Regions from separate parts of the Homo sapiens genome. Here region 2 is linked to region 1. Evidence: read pairs that join two places in POLR2A ChIA-PET (ENCODE). Cell type or tissue: endothelial cell of umbilical vein. All regions are shown on one strand.

Evidence for each region. ChIA-PET counts read pairs that join two places held together with the same protein. Peaks named below come from ENCODE experiments on the same cell type or tissue, not always from the same donor. Only the 100,000 strongest peaks of a DNase experiment are listed, where the experiment ranks them.
Region 2: POLR2A ChIA-PET joins it to region 1 with 5 read pairs; 1 of 35 experiments calls an interaction of 5 or more read pairs at or near these places.

The regions. Positions count from the first base shown.
Region 1 is chr3:144,228,067-144,230,566 of GRCh38, forward strand. LOC105374140 (a long non-coding RNA gene) reads left to right here. Exons shown (of 8, transcript XR_007096124.1): 1 at 1-2,500. Among named protein-coding and RNA genes, the nearest start is that of DIPK2A, 260 kb to the left of the region's middle. In endothelial cell of umbilical vein, no CTCF peak of the experiment used is centred here; a DNase peak (open chromatin) is centred at 1,525.
Region 2 is chr3:144,676,007-144,678,506 of GRCh38, forward strand. No RefSeq gene overlaps it. Among named protein-coding and RNA genes, the nearest start is that of DIPK2A, 710 kb to the left of the region's middle. In endothelial cell of umbilical vein, no CTCF peak of the experiment used is centred here; a DNase peak (open chromatin) is centred at 1,215.

The DNA.
Region 1 (2,500 bases):
ACAGCCATTATGGAAAACAATATGGAGGGTCCTCACAAAAACTAAAAATAGAAATACCATGTGATCCAGCAATCCCACTGCTGGGTATATATCTAAAAGAAAGAAAATCAAGACATTGAAGCGATATCTATGTGCCCATGTTTATTGTAGTGCCATTTACAATAGCCAAGATATGGAATTCACCTAAGTGTCCGTTAACAGATAAGTGAATGAAGAAAATGTGATATATATACACACAATGGAATATTATCCAGCTATAAAAAGAATGAAATCCTATCATTTGCCACAATGTGGATGGAACTGGGGGATATTATGTTAAGTGAAATAAGCCAGACACAGAAAGACAAATATTGCATATTCTTACTCATATGTGGGAGCTAAATAAAAAGAGAAAAAAAATATCATGGAGACAGAGAGTAGAATGATGTTTACCAGAAGCTGGGAAGGAGGGAATAGAGAGAGACTGGTTAATGGGTACAAAAATATAGTTAGATAGAAGGAATAAGATTCAGTATTTGGTACCACAATAAGGTGACTATAGTTAACAATAATGTATGTGTATTTCAAAATAACCAGAAGAGTGGAATTGGAATGTTCCTAACACAAAGAAATAATACATGCTTGACATGATGGATACTGTAATTACCCTGATTTGATCATTACACATTGTATGCTTGTATCAAAATATTGCATTTGCCGTATAAATATGTACAACTATTATTTAATTAAAAAAAAACAAAAAACCCAATTACACTTTTATGTGGTTAGAATACTGTCTCTTTTTATTCTCTTTTCCCATTTCCTGCCTATCATGTATTCAGATAGCTGCAGGCAAGAAAAACATCTTCAAAAGTTATTTTGACTGAAATTAGCATCATTTTTAAGATTTAATCATTAAGATGTAATTAAAGTGCCATCATGTGTACTTTTAAATTGCTGATTGAAATCCACGTCTCAATGTAACCTTTTTCTAAACATCATACCTCTCTATACCAAACCCAAAAGCCCCACATTGTTTTAGATTTACTAATACAATCAACATACTATTCTACAACTCCAAAATATTCATTGAAAGCAATTTAATCCTTGTTGTTGTTGTTGTTGAATGGTTGCATGTTTAAGGGTATTTCTTTTCTAATATTGCGTGCAGATATTGTACTGAAACTATGAGAAAATAGGGCAAGGAGTGTAAGAGAATGCTGTTTATAATGATTTGTGGCACTCAGAGCCTTACATTGGGATATAATGCTAAATTGACTTTTGCAGAAATACACAACTTGTTGTGAAGCTTTGGACATTTTCCATAACCAGTGGTGCCAGATCCTGGAGGGGCTGGGCAGTCTGGGCAAAGACAAAGTAAACAAGTCAGTAGAAAAAACAATGATTAGAAAGACTGACCTCTGAACCATAACATCTCTGAGCTCCCAAAAAGGTCAACCTAAGTTTGGCAAATACTTCAATCCTCCTGGTGACATATAACCTTGGATGTTGATCACTCAAACTTTTATTGTTGTTTATATCTAGAAGCGCAAGTTCTGGGAGGATGCCAAAAGTTTTGTGGTTATGATGTGTGGGGTATATTAGTTGGCATTGCTGGCTTGGGAAATCTATTGTTCTGAAGTGGAAAACCTGCTTGTTTAACATTCTCTCTTCCCATTCTGGAAAAAAAAGTGTGACTAATTTTTTTCCAGAAACTATATATATATATATTTTTTTTTTTTTCTAGTAGACTTGGAAAGGAAATCAGAGAGTGGTTCTCTCAGTACTGAGGTGCCCAGACAAGACAATGGCACAGTTGAAATAAAAAACTGCAGAAAGACTGATGACAATCACTTACTTAAGCACCGAATACTGGAGTTGTAGCTTAGGTTGAAGGTTTGAAGGTGTCTGACACTGCCTTTTTTACCTTTATTTTTATTAAGAGAAGGCAAATAGGCTGTGATGTTTCTTTTTTTCTAAAGAAGTATTAGAACCTTGTTAATTATGGTAGAGTGAACATGGGCAGGAAAAGGAAAATATAATTTTAAGTATAATGGTGCATGCTGGAAACACAGATTGGCAAGCATATGGGATTCTGGCATCTGGACAGAAGCCTTCATTACCACCTGCTTCTCAGAGGTTACTTTGGCAATTTTTGCAGCAATTCCAGTGATTCACAGGTCTGGGCTAACAATTTTTAGCAAGCAGCTAAAGAGGGCACAGGAACATAGAGGCAGTTACTCAGAGCTTCTGTCCACACATTGGTTTCATCTTCCTGGGTATTATGTCACTTTAAGATAATCTATGTGCCACTATTTCATTGTGATAGCAGCAGATGTTACTTCATGCTAATATTTTTTACCTGCTTTATTCACCAGGTGACACTCAGTTTTACCTTGGGAATGAATTATCTCTTCTGGTTCCATGAGATGTGAGGAATATGTGAAAAGACTTGAGTTCTTGTGTGTTCTGAAGTGTGAAGACCTAACTGGTTACCTCCAGCTCTCCTTGACTTTCTCAT
Region 2 (2,500 bases), 450 kb after region 1:
CAGTGAAAAGTCACTTAGATTATTGACAGCTGACTCAATGAATGAATGATCCAAGCTGGACTTAACAGGCTCAAATTGGCTGCAGGTAGCCCAAATTGCAGATCTGCAAAATCATGGGGCACATAAATGACTGTTACATAAGTCACTAAATTTTAGGATAGTTTGTTATACAAAAAAGGCTAACTGATACAGACATTGGTTCTTAGAGTAGGGTGCTACCATAACAAAAACCTAGAACATGCGGCGTTACCTTTAGGAGACTGGAGAAATGGTGAATAAATCATAATAAATTCTTAAAAATTACAATATGTACTGAAATGAATCCTTAAGAGTAAGACATCTACAGTATACAATTTATGGCGGTAATACAAGCACAACATTGAGTGTGATTATCTATCTTAAATTTTTCACCATAGATGTCTCGCTTGATTTATCCTAGTCCTGGCCACAGCTAGTAGTGGAAGCTATAATAGCAGAGATAAAGCTGCTATAGTAGGTTGAAAAAATGGCAACACATGTTTTGAGATAGAACAAAAATTGCCTGCAGTAAATTAAAAGAAAATAAACCTACTGCATCTAGTAGTGAAGATGATTTCCAGGCATAATGTTTAAAATGTCAGTTGGATTCTTTTAGCTGTGTGTGAAAAAAAAAAAAAAAAGAAGAGAGAGATGAGCTAAAGAAAGAACAGTTTAATTTGCATGCAGAATCTAGAGGGACTATAGAGGGACCAAAATTTGCTGTGTTAGAAAATAAAACTGCTCTTCAATTCCAGACTCTCAGCCATGAAAATATTCTTAAAGTAAAAAATGACCTCAGAGTAAAAATTAACTCAAACTACATAGCTAGGCTCATTTTGTTAAATATAACAATTTGTTAAATATAAGTCCTTTTGTTAAAATCTCTGAAAGAATTAAAACAATACCTAGTATACCTTCTCACTTTGATAAAAGTGCTTCTATGGATCTTAAGGTCATTAATAACCCACTAAAGCTAAATATGCCCAAATTGTAGAGAGGCCTGTTACATTATTAAGAAAAAAAAGAAAAAAGAAAGAAAAGCTGCTATGGTTGTTTTCTTTGAGACATGAAGAGGACACACATAAGATGCATATAAACTCAAAACAGTATTTAAGAGAGTTTTTTTTTGGCAAATACACTGCTAGCCTGGACTAAAATTTACAGAGATTGCTCAAAATGAAGAGACTTTTGAATCCCCAAACTCTTACGGCCAGGAACCTGGCTGATGAAGCTAGTCAGATGCAAACATGGAATAATTCTTATGGAATGTGAAGAATGTCCAAGACAGCAAGCTAAGGTCCCAGAAGTCAGAGCCAAGAGCCATGGAGAACAATGATGAATGAAGAAGCCACTCCAAGAGAGCATTAGAGGGCATGATACTGATAATCTACTCCCAGGGAGCAGAACATAGTCCTAATAGAAAATTGTGCTCTGTCCTTGAAGTAAGGGCATCTGCCAATACTTGCTGTCTGGATTTCAAAATTGCCATGAACAGGGATTGTCATGTGCCTCTCATTCTTATTCATTTTTAATAGGTGTGTGTATTGTATCTATTCTCCTAATATACAGTGGTGATGTGGAAGAGAATAACTGCAATAGACACACTTTAGGCTAAACAATGGGATAAGAACACATGTGATGGAAACAAAGACCTGTAAAGTGCTGTCACTTGCAGATGTTGGAAATCCTCCACCATCCTATGAACAAGCCCAGGACAGCCTGTTGGATAACGGTAGCATATGGTTCAGTTGTTACCATTACACAAGCAGACAGTCAACCAGTTCATAATAGCGACATTGTCTAATCTATTGGCAGCTGACTGCAGATGCAGAAGTAACCCAGGTGGAGAGGAGCAGAAAAGCCACCTGGAAGAAACCACAGTCTCAAGAGCTAAACAGTTGTTTAATAAGCCATTACGTTTTTATGTATTTTTTTTAAACACAGGAAAACCTAATTGATACAGACTACACATAAAATTGTGCTTATTTATAAAACAACCTTAATTTAAAACATTATTATTTATTATACTCTGACATAGTATGACTATAACCTCAAATGCTATTTTCTACAACATATATATGTTTCTCAACTTACACTTTCCATGGTTCAACACTATGTTGTTAAATGCATGAAGGCTGATGATTTATTTTATCATTTGGTGCTCTTCCCATTTAAATGCTCTTTGACTTAAATTATTTTCATCTAAAACATCCACTTACTTGATTTGTTTCTTCAGCTTTTGTCAGATGTGACTTTTGTTTATATGTCACTTTTGAGAAAAATTGACAATTATACTTATTATTTTGATTCATAAGTTTAAACCTCTGGCCATGTTTACTTGTTTATTTTATATATTATTTATTTTAGTTTTCACTCAAATATGAATTATTGGGAAATAATTGGGATTTCTCATGGGAAATAATTGTAATTTTTAATTTTATTTTTAATCAAATATTTCGTAAAATATATGTAATATATATAA